Regions from separate parts of the Homo sapiens genome. Here regions 1 and 3 are each linked to region 2. Evidence: chromatin contacts called from ENCODE Hi-C or POLR2A ChIA-PET data. All regions are on one chromosome and are shown on one strand. Each heading gives the region's core, a stretch centred on a gene start or an enhancer-like site at or near the end of the contact. The rest is flanking DNA. Distances are from core to core; before and after follow the strand shown.

Region 1 (4,259 bases), core at 950-3,449, 440 kb before region 2:
GGGGTTAGCCGATGGGGTCCACCTCCTATCTGTGTCAACATGGCCCACGGTCCCTTGTCCATGTCAGTCCATAGGGTCCACATTCCCTGTGTCAAAGGGCCTCACAGGGCAGTTCCCGAGAGAGCTGCAGGAAGGAGCCGGCTGCAGTGAAGGCAGTGGTGGGAGGGCCTGAGGCAAAGCACTTCTAGACCCCCTGTTGGGCGGGGGGTGGACAGGGGTGTATGCACCACTACTCCTTCCAGATGAGGCCACACAACCTTGACCATGACATAACCACAGCTCGAATCCTAGACCTCTGACCAGCACATCGAGTTCTCTCGCTGCCGAACTCCGCTTCCTTGGCCAGCACAGCCTCGCCTTGCCGCTGACTTCGCACTGGCTCCTCCAAGCCAGCCTGAGCTTCCTTGAAGTGCAGTGGGCCAGGGAGATGGCTGGGCCTGGCTGACCCCTGGGTCCTTCTGACGAATGAGTTAAGAACTAAGAGAAAAGAGCTCACCCCAAATGCCCGAATCACCCAAGCCCAGATGAGTGGGTGGGACAGTGGACGCTGATGGCTCTTGCTACAAAATGGAGGAAACTAATCAGCCACTGTTCAATTCCAACCTGTCACAAGTGCCCATTTCAGTGGCTCCCTGAGGTCAAAACATGGACATTCCTACTCCAGTTCCAGGTCCCAGAAGCGAGGACATTCCTGCTCGCGCAAACCCCAGGACCCCAAATCCAAGTCTGTGGTTCACCTCTGCCGACGCCTCCCACAGGCTCTGGCAGGGTGGTGTCATGTGTCCCTCCCTGGCCCCAGAACCCAGCAGGGGCAAGGGAGGGGCCCGGCACAGTCCAGGGACACAGATGCCCCTCGAGTAGCTCATCCCCATCACCTTTTCCTGCACCTCGAGCCAAGGAGTCCAAATGCAGACACTGATGTCTGCTCCTGAAATAGCCCCTTCAAAGAGAGAAGCCGCGAAAAGCCCATTAACCAAAAAAAGCGAGGGCTAAAAATAGCCCTTTCCACACGGAGGCCCGGCCAGTGAACAAAGAGGGAGAGGGATTGGGGAACCTCCCGGGGAGTTCAGGGGCAGCAGCTTCCTGAGGCTGCCCTCACCGGCCCCCTGCCTCTGCCCCACCCCAGCCAACCAGCGGGGCTGCAGCAGTCTCAGTCCAGCCTCATCCCTGGTGGACAACTGACGGTGTCCGGTCCACACTCCTGCCTGTCCTCCCTTGCAGCCAACACATAGCCAAGACTGACCTGTATCAACGAGCCCCCCTCCCCACAGTCCTCACTCCCTCCCACCAATATGCTCCCTCTCACCACCGAGGAAACCGAGGCTTGAAGCACTGAGGTCATAATTAAGTACCACACCCATGTCAACATCACAGAGCGACAGAGCGCTGCAGGCCCCAGCTGGCCTGTCTCCAGCACACACATGCTCACTACCTACCTAGTCAGCTCAGGAACCCTCTGGGAGCCCACCCCATTCCCCCCAGCCTCAGCTGACCCTGTACACAAGAGGACCACAAGCCCACCCTTAGGCTGTTCACATGCCTATGAGCTGGTAGAAGGGGACAGGCTCTCGGTCCCCTGTGCCCAGTCCCACCCCACACAAGCCCAGCACGGGCCTCCACGACCCTTGGTCAATGGGTGTTCCCAAAACACCTTTACACCGTGACCTGCGAGGCTGGCTCTGGACCATCCTTCAGCCCACCCATCCCCCGCAGCAAACTTCCCTGCAAAGTGCCCTGGGGCAGCCCTGCAGCCCGGTCCACTTAGTTGGGCTGAGGGGCACGAAGGAGCTACCCACCCAACTGCCTCTCCCGTCACCCGGGACGGGTCAGCTCAGTCACCATGTTCCCTGGAGAACAAGGACCATATGAAGGGACAAGAGGCTCATCCTAACTAACCGTCCTTGGGGCACCTACTGGCCATGTGACCTGGGCCAGGTCACCCTCCCTGCTGTCAGCCCCCAGTTTTCAGGAGTCAGCCATCAGCCCAGTGAAGAGCAAGGCCAGTCGACAGGAGGGGTGGCGCGTGCTGAAGACAAGGGAGGCGGTCCTGCATGCCCATCACAGGGGCATGGCCCAGGCAGCCACCATACATGCCAGAAGGGCTGAAACATCTGCTCTCTGCCCTGTCTTGAGTGAGGAAATATGAAAAAGAAAAACCACCAGAAACCTTGCCTGTTTTGAGCTCAAATTTTCCTTATCTATCAGGAAGGCAGCACTTCCGGTAACAGCCACAGCTGAGGTTTCCAGCCCTGCTTGGCTCCAGCCTCAAGTGGGAGAACTATGTGAGGTATGAGGTCCCCGCAGGGCAGAGGCAATGGAACAGAGGGAGCAGTGGCACCCCAGTGAGGGAAGCCAGAAGTCTTCCGTGCTGAACATTTTTCCACCTACAATCACAGCTTGTTAGATCTGGCAGTGAGTTCTCAGTTCTGCATCATAAGGCTGAGCCCCCAGGACGACATGCTGCTCTAAGTAACCATTTCATTAGACACAAACTATCCAGTGCACCACCAACTCCTGGGACCTAGGACATGCACACAGCTGTGAGCCACACTCCAGAGGGGGCGTGTGGTCATCCTAGACCACCAAACCAACTGCTCACCCGACCGGAGGAAGCGGATGGCCAGAGAGGCAAAGAACCTGGCCCAAGTAATGCGCATGGCGAAGGCAGACAACAGAGAGAAACTCAGTGGGGCCTTTAAACCCATCCAGGAGTACCTATCCCAGGAGCCTGCCTGGCATGAAGACATCCCCATGGGTGAGATGGGGGAAGGCAGGGAGATGGTCTCGCCACCCTCCCTTTTTCAGGCCACGGTCAGACCCTCTGAGGGGAACCTACCCCTGGGTTCGCAAAATGCCAGTGCTGGAGACCCGAGACCACGGTGCCCAGGGTCTCCTTTCAGAACCGTTCTCCTGTAACCCCGGAAGTTACTTCCGCAGGTCACCTACCGCGTCTTCAATGTCACTGGGTAGGAATGAGCCGGCACCCAGGCTTATTCCAGGCCAAATGTTCCTCCACTCCCATCTTCCTGGAGCCTCATTCAGGCAAATGAAGACCAAAGCTGGGCTACGGTCCCTCAGGACGAGGGGCACACAGGGAATGCTGCTTGCATTTCAGCTCAGGCACAGCATCATGGAGTTCTGCTTCAGCTTGTACTGAAACGCCTTCAGAACATGCCTTGTTCCTTTTCAAGGCAGCAGCTCCAACACGACCCAGCTGGTCCCTCCGCAGTCATACGCCAGTCCCTCTCCCACCTGGGTAACTAGGGAAGCACCTGCCACCCCAGCGCTGCACCCCCAAGCTCAGGGCAGCTTCCTGGTCCCGGCCACAGGGGGCCTCTGCAGGGAGTGGGTGCAGAAGGCGCAGATGAAGACAGGCCCGAGTTGCCACCACAGCTGCTCATTCTCAGGAGGCGAGGGGCGGCAGGCAAGGCCACCAAGGCCTGAGCGCTGGTGCGGAGGCAAAGGCAGCCCAGACTCAGCCGTCATGTGCTGCAGAATGAAAGATCTGGGGAAAAAAGACCACTGCTATGTGGATTTCACAGCAAGTGGAACTTAATTCCCTCTAAAATAAAAAATGCCCACATATGGTTTTAAAATCTTTTACTATAACAGGCTCAATTAATTCCTGAGAACTTCCACATCCCAGGCTTTCCGACCACATCAGAAGAGCCCACATACGGGAGGAAGCCCAGCGATGCTCAGCCCACCATGTCCTCAAAGCTGACTGTGGCTGGGCCTCATGTTAGCACTCACACCTCCTCTCACTTCCCCCAGCCTGCACGCGCTCCCTTTGTCTTGGGGTTGGTCATGGAGAGCACGACCGCAGCTTTCCTCTGGGGTCCGGAGGGCTTAAGTGCAGATACACACCAAAGTGTATCTGCAACTCAGAAGGTATTTGGGGGCAGGTGTGGGGTCCCTGAGCACCCTTCCTGTCCTTCCTATGCGTGGGCAGTTGAGTCCGCACATGTCTCCTGAGCATGTGGATGGTCACTGCTGCCTCTCACACCCTCCCTGTGGCTGAGGGTGCAGCACGCAAGGGTCACTGTCACCCTGTTTCCGGGAGGGCCCAGAGGCATGACTCACCCGAGGGGGGCACAGCCACCTAGCTCTGTGCCAGGCCACAGCCCTTTCTATTTCTCCCAGGTCCTCAGGCAGGGCCCATGGTTGTGGGTTCCACAAAAGACTTCAAGACACATGGTGGTACCCACCCTGGAGCTGGGCTAGCTGGGCAGACATTTGTACCCAACACTCCTGGGCCA
Region 2 (4,217 bases), core at 1,336-3,835:
CAGAATTGCCAAGGGCACATCATAATACTATGATATAAAATCTCATAAAACACTCTCCCAGCTGTGACCGTAAGTAATAAAGCTAAGGGTGCATACAGGCACCAACATGTTTTAATTGTGCTTGTTGCTCTGTACTCTGCCCAAGGTTCATCACAAACTGGATACCTTTGATCGAAGGACCGTGATTACTTGAAATGTGAGTCAGTGACTGGTCCATGAATCATGCATCCCATAAAATCATTTCATGTCATCAATAGCGACCCAGAGTATCTGCCCCTCTTGAGCTGAACAATGCCACATTGTTGTGTTAATAATCATTGTTGTGTTGCCTGATGAAACAGTACCTGAACATTTTAGTTAGGAGGTTGAGCTGTATTGTCGGAAAGGGCATGGTTTCAGTTAGGTTTTTGAATTATTTAGGCCTGCCAACAACTCCTACTCCTCCATCAGGGACCCATGGGGAATCCATAAACCCAAGTTAGGCCTCACTTCAAGTTTAGCTTTGTCAATATGCAGAGAAGAGCAGACCTGAGCCTCACAAATGAAATACAACTTGACCAAAACCACTCAGTGATTTGGTGGCAGGCCTCTGAAATCCTAACCTAATGTTGCTCTGTTGAACGATGCTGTCTTTTGTGAACTCTTTGGGCTGTGATGCAGGCCCTTTGGCTCTGGACATAATTCATCATTCTAGAAGAATGGAGAACAGTATTTCACAGGTGAATATGAAAGTACTACCTGCTTAGCATCCTGCCATTTAGGATATGAGTGACTGTTGGATTGCATGCTTGCATAATGACACCAACACTTTAGAGGTATGGGCACGTGTGTACATGTATGTGTGTGTGTGCATGAAAGAGCCACGTGTGTGTGCATGGGTGACATCAGAGGCAGAGATCCCAAGAGCTTTTTTGGAGCAGGGGACTAGTTATGTCTTTCCAAAGTGGCAGAGGGTGACAGTGTAATGCCTTTTGGACAGTAGCATATGGCTAAAGAAAGACATCTGGCCTATCCTGGATTTAAATCACCCTGTTTAGACTAGAGGACTCTGAGGTCCTGGGGATGTATGTGTGTGCATCAGGATCACGTCATCGTTCACACACATACATCCCCATCCCAGGCTTCCAAACAATCAATCCTTTTTAATAACCATGAGCACTGTAGATCTAGAAAGAGAACCTAGTCTATTAGTATTAGGGTAAGAAAACAAATGTAAACAATTCACCTTTTTCTGCTTCAAGGACCTGTATTGAATTAAAAAAAATAAAATTTACTGACTCTTGATGACAGAGAATTTAATATAACACCATGTGTGTTTTTAGAGCATTTGGTTGGCAGACTTTTGGTAAAACTTTTGTTAGCATAGTTCGTAGTTTTAAAAAAATCTACAAATAATTCTTCATAAAACTAAACAAAAATCAAAATTTTGTAATCAATGTGCGAAGGAACAGACAAGTCCACAGTCGGCTGATGGGACTATCAATTGCTTTTACGCTTTTAGAAAGGAATTTACCATAATTATCAAAAACCTTAGAAATACTCTTATTCTTATCTCAATAATTCCATTGATGAGACTCCTTTTCTAAGATACAACCTGAAATCTGAGCCAAGTTCTATGCACAAAGATGTTCATTGCATCATTACTTTTACAGAGTTAAATCACTGGAAACAATCTATGTGCCCAGATAACTGAAAATTAATTTTGGTGCTATACTCACTTATTGGAATATTATAAAGACATTGTAAGTATTTATGTAGAGAATGAAATAAGATTATACTGTAAGTAGGCACCCATGTTACATTAAAAGTTTGGAATAAAAACTGGACCCATGATATATTTTTATGCAATTATATTTTATATCCATGTATATTTGTGTGTATGCAGAAAAAATGATTTGAAGTGATATGATAAACTATTAAAGGTTGTACTTAAGCAATAAGGCTACGGTTAATTTTTTCTTTATACTTGCTCTGAAATTTCTATTTTTAAAAATAAGCATGGAAATATTCACATTATCCTTTTTAAATGTAGCCATTTATCTTCCCAAACATTTTCTTTCTCTTTCTTCCTTATGGTGGTAGAATTCTTGATCATCCTTCATTATGGAAATGTTCATGCTTATTGGGCTTGTATCTTTGGGCCCTATTCTACTCTACCCTTGAAGAAGCAAAAAGCATTACAGTAGATACAGTGTTTGCTGTAGTATTTATTTAACTGCAAATAATTTTATGAAGTCCATTTATATATTGCATCAGTTGAAGAAGACCTCAGGTATCATTTAGATAAGAACTGCTTTAACCAGGGGGATGAAAGAGATCATTGAATGGCCTGATGGGGTCCATGAACCTTCTGCAATGAAAAGCTAAATTTTTTTCTCTATAAGTATGTGCATATATTTTTTCTTTTTCTGGGGAGATAAAGGTTTATTATACCTTTCATCAAATTTTCAAAGTAGTGTGAGGTCCATTAAATGTTAAAAACAGTTGGTTTACAGATGAGGTCCCAAAGGGTCATGCCATTCTCCTAGATTCCTGCAGTCATCTGAAGGCTAAACTAACCCTGAGCCCAGCTCTCCTGACTCATAGTTGCTTCATAGATAAGAAACTTTTGGCAACAAATTGCTTAGAGAGGCATTGTATGCCTCCCTCTGAAGCTAGCCAACAGAGAAGGCTTTTTGTTTCAAAGACTTTGGCATTCCCTAGGATTCTGGAAAGAGGACATACATTTCATTATGGACAGAAAATCAAAGAAAATCTATAGGCTAAGTAAAAAGAGTAATGAATCCATTCTAGTGGGTGGTTTGAAAGTATCCCTACTGAGTCTCCCCCAGGACTTTGAACCTGGCTGTTCAAAGTGCTCAATCGGATGCAGTGATTGCTCTCAGGCTTGTCAAAGGGGAGAGGAAGAGGAGATGAGAACAGTGCAGAGAAGCCCTCTATCTGGGGGAGCAGTTGTTTTATTTAATTGAGACCAACCAACTTTTGGTTTGAGGGCTCTGAATTTAAAATCAAATGTAGTTAGAAAAGTAGCATGAAATTGCTCATTTTTCTTCTGTAACTTTTTTATTGTTAGAAAATAAACATAGTCAAGTTAAATAGTAGTATCTCTTTTATTACCTCTCTCCCTCTTTCTCCTTCCTTTTTTCTTTTCCTTTTTCCTCCCTCCTTCCCTTTTCCTTCCTCCCTTTCTTTCACCTTCTCTGCCCCCTCCTTTCATTCCTTCCTTCCGTATTCTTTTTAGTTATTTTAGTTCAGAGCTAATTCTGTATTTTTTTTAAGGCAGAGAGACACGGCGGTGGGGAAGACACCTAGACTTCGGGATTTCCAGGACTGGCCCTATCTCCTGCTGGGTGTGAGGACTCTGGCCAAGTTTGCCACCTCTCCGGGGTTTCATTTTTCTCTTAGGGCTTTGTGAGTACAAAATGAGACAATGAGTCTTTCCTTTCTGTGAAAACTATAAAATGCCATATGAATTTGAGCAGAGGGAGGTAGCACATAAAAGATTCTAGTCCACAAGACAGTGTTCAAGCAAGCACTGAGCGCAGGCACAAGCACAGCTTGCCCTGATGGGCTTTTGTTATGAAGAAATGGTCTTGAATCTCAGCCTAAACAAACAATGGGGAAGCGTCTTGGCAAAAGATAAGGAGCAAGAATGTGTTTTTGCACTAGACCTTCTTGTTCTTTAGATGATATCAACTTCTAGCAGAATGCCAACTAAAGTTGCAAAGAAAACAAACAGTTCTGCACATTTCCTGCCATCTAAGGCTGACCCCCCATCTCCCAATTCTTTTTTGCCTGTTTGTGATTGGAGGGCCTACTGTCCTCTCAGACTGACCAAAGGGTTATGATTTGCGGTCATCGTCATCGTGAGCAGCACCCAACTACTACTCGAGATACCCAGGCCTAGCTTACAGGAAGCAGGGGACGGAGTCCTGTATTCAGGCACCTTGGATGTGTGGGTTCCCCCAGCAGCTGAGCATCACCCCAGCCTGCTCCTTCCAGGTGACACTAAGGAAGTGCAACCCCTCCCAGAAGAGCATGAGCCTGGTGAAGTCCTCAGTGGAACCAGAACTGTTCTTCTCGTCAAGCAGTTATCTATGTTATCTTTCTTGGCACGATTGTCTTATGGATTAGGGAGATTAGGGGTAATAAATGTCTCGTTTGAGTGACAAGCTGGAAATGTGACTTTTTGATTTTAACATTCTCATAAAACCAAC
Region 3 (4,156 bases), core at 1,537-4,036, 510 kb before region 2:
AGCCCCCTCTCATCTAGTCTCCCAACGTTCTCCCAGGACACCCGCCCTCCAGCCGCAAGAACTGTCATCCCCCGCCCCTGTCCCCGTGTCATCATTGTCTGTCTCTGTGCCTCCCCTCTCCCCCGAGTGGGGGCTAATCTCTGTCCCCGCGGTGTCCCGCGCCGCGAGCGCAACAGGAGGGGGCGCTGGAGCCCAGGGCCCTTGCGCACCCGAAGGTTTCCGCAGGGCCGCAGCGCCCTCTGCCGGGCCTTGGCGCGCACTCACCGGGGTGGGGGCATTCACCACCGACAGGTTGTAGCCGTAGAGGAAGGAGGAGCCGAAGGCGCCCGCGAGGGAGGCCACGAGGAGCGAGCAGGACCAGTCCTGAGGGGAGAGGAAACCACGTCAGAGCCGGCACCGGGCGCGCAGCCAGGGCCGAGGGAAGACCTGGAACGTTCCCTCAGCTGGGGGAGGCCTTCCGGAGGAGAAGTCTTTGTCCTTGGCTGGGGTAGAGACAGAGAGAAGAGACGCAAGTTGGGGACCTGCAAGTAGGGTTCCAGTCCAGGTCCGCGTGCGCAGGCCGGGCGCCCTCAGGTTTAGCGGCCACGCCCTTGCGTTCCTTCCGGGTTGCGTGAGGATTCCTGAAACGCAGTTTTCAGCAGCTGCTCTGGGCAGCTCCACACGATCCTTTCAGCGAAGTTGGCGAGTGTCCGACCCAGACAGAAAAAAGCAAAGCCAGACTCCAAGCGCTATCAGCCAGGCGTGATTCTAAGCACTTTTCTGCGCATTGTCTCTGAGTCCTTAGATCAGTGCTGTTATGTCCTGTATTACAGGTGAGGAAAGAGGGGCAGGGAGCGTGGCTGGTGCTGTCTAGGATGGGGACTGAAGTCCAGGTGGCCTGGCTGCAGTGCCCCTCTAGTCACCACTGCACTGTCCCCTGCTGACCCGTCACCTGAGTGCCGTTGTCCAAGGGCCTGAGACTGCCGACAGCCAGACAGATGTGCACACACGCTTACATGCACATACTGTTCCAGTCTGAGGCGTCAAACTACAGGGGCTGGTCCAAGCCTCAGGACAAGGACCTGCAGACGTAGAGATGCAAGGTTTGGCACAGAGAACAGGGCGCCTGCCTTGGTGTTGTCCTGCCCTGCAGCCCCATCTAAGGACAGCCACCACCAGTACAGGGCCATAGGGCAGAAACACCTGGATCCCTGGCAAAGGCTGACAAGCTGGCATGAGCCAGGGCAGGAGGGATGGCTGTCCTCAGCTGGTCAGGGAATACAGGCCAAGTGGACAGGGGCCAGGTGCTCCGGAAGGCACCTTCTTTGCCATCATTTGACATATTTGTGAGTGTGTGTGTGTGTGTGTGTGTGTGTGTGTGTGTTGTAGGCGCCAGGCCCTGACAAAGCTGTGGGGGTGCAACAGTGAAGAAGACATATGGATCCATGGTTCAGGGACCCATATCAGTCAAATCCCGTCTGGAAGGGAATGCGGGTCTCTTGATGGCCACTTACCTGCTCTGCCAGTCTCGTTTGTCTCCTCTAGTGCCACCAGCCACGAGATAGAGCTTTGGGGCTTTGAGCCAAGTGATATCAGCTTTACCTCCAGGGCCAGTCCCCTCAGCTGTAGGAGTCTGAGCAAGTGACTTGACTTTTCTGGGGCTCAGCTTGCCCACCTGTGAAATGGGATCTTAATAGCAGCACTGGCCACATATGTTGTTGAGGAGCCTGCTGCAGAGGAGGTGCTCCGTAGAGGCTGCTGATCACATGCGGGGGCAAGAGGGAACATTTATAAGCCTTGGGGATGGGTGCTGCCAATTGAAATGTAGTACCAGAATATTTTTCTGCAGTGAGAGGAGCTTGAGCTGAATGGGGATCCCTGATGGAACAGAATCACATTTCAGATGAAACGCCTGTTCTCTATCACTCTTTCTCTTTAAACCTATCCTCTGAGTCTCGGCACAGATACCACTTCTTCTGAGCCCCTGGGCTGTGCTGGGCATCGTTTCTGTGCTCTGTGCCTTCTTTGCTCCCAGCCCCGATGACCTTAGAGGACACAAACTCCTCCCTGGTCTGCACCCCATCAGATTGGGAGCACCTGGTGTGAAGTGCCCCTGCCAGAGGCTGGTGAAGGGCAGGTGGGGGCCATCTTCTCCTGCCTCAGCTGTGCTCCCCGGAGCCCCCTGCCTGTGTGGCCCGCCTGTGCCCTCCACCCGCTCCCCACTCACTGCACGGGCAGAGGGTGCCCACTGACCGACGGTGCTGCTGCCCGTGCCATGCCCTGGGGAGGGTGAGAAGAGGGACACCACCATGCAAGTGCGGGGCAGGGCAGCCTGCCACCATAGCCTCATTCCATGTACACACCCAGTCTACCAGAGACGCTGTTGGCCCAGTCAGCTGGGGCTTGGAGAGAGCATGCCAAAGTCACACAGATGGAGAAGTGCAACTCAAACTGAGGCCTCCCTGCCTCAAAGCCCCAGATCCCCCAGCTACACGCTGCCAGGCTGGGGCTGAGCACTGTCACACGGCTGCCACCCAGGCCTGCCTTCCCCACAGCCCGCCAGCCATGCAGAAAAGCTGTCCGTAGTTACCTTTCTTCTCCTTCCACCTGGCACCCCACTCCTCAGGTGGTCACACTCCAGCAGTGCCCTCCCTGGCCCTGGAGGCCCGGCGTGGCTGGTGTCATCTGTGAGGGGAACTAGGCCCAGTTCCTTGGAATTCCTATTTTGTTTCCTTGCCATGGGTCTCAGTGACCCAGCTGATGGCTCAGTCCAGGGACCCCAGACTCTGCCAAGGCATTTCCGTGAGTGAGGAGGCAGAGTCCACTGGAAGGAGGGCGGGAGTTCCTGACAGGAAGTGTGGCAATTTGATCATGCCTGAACAGGCAACGGGGCAACATTTTTTTCTCTGCTCCTAAGTTATTACAGCAATGAAACAGTCCAAAAAGGGAAATCTGTCCTCTCCAGGATTGCCACCCAGGGGGTGGAATTTTTTTTTTTTTTCTTAGCATCTTTTTATTTTTCTCTGGTAACAAAGCCTGGAGCAGGGTGACTGCCATTAACCTAGGATACCTCCCTAATGCTTGGAACAGAATGGAGAGGTGGCTGACTTTGACTCAGAAGCCTGCATACAGCTCTGCCCCTGACTCTTCCACTTTTTTTTTTTTTTTTTGACCGAATCTTGCTCTGTTGCCCGGGCTGGAGTGCACTGATGCAATCTCTGCTCACTGCAACCTCCGCACCTGGGTTCAAGCAATTCTCCTGCCTCAGCCTCCCAAGTAGCTGGAACTATAGGCGTGTGCCACCACGCCTGGCTGATTTTTGTATTTTTAGTAGAGACTGTGTTTCACCATGTTGGCCAGGCTGGTCTTGACCTCCTTACCTCAGGTGATCTGCCCACCTCAGCCTCCCAAAGTGCTGGAATTAGAGGCGTAAGCCACCATGTCTGGCCAACTCCTCCACTTTTTAACTGTGTGTCCTCAGGCAAGTCACTTTATTCTCTGAGCTGCAACTTCTACCACTGCAAAATGGAATATTGACCCCACTCTGACTGTCCTGCAGACTTATTCTGAAGCTCAAATAGAAAACAGCCAGCCCCAAGTGGCGTGCTGTAAATGAGTGTGGGCTCTCCTGTAGCCTAGAACAAAGGCGAGGGCTGTGGGTTTGGAAGAAAAAGAATTTGCCTCTTAGTCGTTACTCTGTCCTGCTCATTCAGCACTGGCTGAGGGGACATGTCCTGTATTCCAGCCCCAGGCTGGCTCAAGGACAGTACTGAGAAGGCAAGGGCCTCATGCACACCAGGAGGTTGTGGGAATCAGTTCATCACATGGCCATGTTGCCTCAGACGCCAGAGAAGCACCTTCAATTTTGGCTAGAACAGTTTGCTCCCAGAAGCAGAGAGCAGTGCAGAGTCTGGGCCAGAGCCAGGGACAGGCTTGGTGAATGCAGAACGTCCAGGAGGCAAGGTAGGGCTCAGTCCACAAAAGAGAGATCGAAAAGTTAGCAAAGTACGTTTAGTAAAAAGCACACAATAAAATAAAAGGTGTGGAGTACGGCAGACATTCCAGGAACCTGGAATGTGAAACGCACGTGGAAACGTCCGGCCCTGACATGCACGGTGGTGGGAATGTGGCTGCTCAAAGCAAGTGGGGAATCAAGACTTCCAAAGAGGAAAACCAC

The links. A loop is a pair of places that touch in the nucleus more often than their neighbours do. ChIA-PET counts read pairs that join two places held with the same protein, here RNA polymerase II (POLR2A). Pooled maps may share reads with other maps.
Region 1: a loop to region 2 is called in a map of endothelial cell of umbilical vein, with 11 times the contacts of the local background. The contact joins two enhancer-like sites. A Hi-C loop is called at or near these places in 4 of 168 maps with a recorded cell type or tissue (CD8-positive, alpha-beta T cell, endothelial cell of umbilical vein and naive thymus-derived CD4-positive, alpha-beta T cell) and 7 of 50 pooled maps. POLR2A ChIA-PET finds 5 or more read pairs at or near these places in 2 of 52 experiments (activated CD4-positive, alpha-beta T cell and activated T-cell).
Region 3: a map of endothelial cell of umbilical vein shows a loop between it and region 2 (5-fold over the local background). The contact joins the promoter of SLC2A9 here to the enhancer-like site in region 2. A Hi-C loop is called at or near these places in 13 of 168 maps with a recorded cell type or tissue (B cell, CD4-positive, alpha-beta T cell, CD4-positive, alpha-beta memory T cell and 7 more), 16 of 37 single-sample maps with no recorded cell type and 23 of 50 pooled maps.

Annotation. Positions count from the first base shown.
Region 1 is chr4:10,091,737-10,095,995 of GRCh38, forward strand. All of the region lies in intron 5 of WDR1 (WD repeat domain 1), which reads right to left. Among named protein-coding and RNA genes, the nearest start is that of MIR3138, 15 kb to the left of the region's middle. RefSeq lists enhancers at 1-229, 2,544-3,314, 3,892-4,259. Within about 2 kb of position 2,200, at least 22 of the 41 ENCODE cell types and tissues checked have a DNase peak (open chromatin) inside an H3K27ac peak, as active enhancers do; they include endothelial cell of umbilical vein, where a contact is called at or near this core.
Region 2 is chr4:10,526,851-10,531,067 of GRCh38, forward strand. CLNK (cytokine dependent hematopoietic cell linker) reads right to left here. Exons shown (of 19, transcript NM_052964.4): 13 at 1,226-1,244. LOC105374482 (a long non-coding RNA gene) reads left to right here. Exons shown (of 3, transcript XR_925387.4): 3 at 3,280-3,335. Among named protein-coding and RNA genes, the nearest start is that of ZNF518B, 72 kb to the left of the region's middle. Within about 2 kb of position 2,586, at least 4 of the 41 ENCODE cell types and tissues checked have a DNase peak (open chromatin) inside an H3K27ac peak, as active enhancers do; they include HCT116 and endothelial cell of umbilical vein, where a contact is called at or near this core.
Region 3 is chr4:10,018,711-10,022,866 of GRCh38, forward strand. SLC2A9 (solute carrier family 2 member 9) reads right to left here and starts at 2,787. Exons shown (of 12, transcript NM_020041.3): 1 at 2,570-2,787; 2 at 265-363. The coding sequence starts at 2,719. RefSeq lists a silencer at 96-255 and an enhancer at 2,269-2,768.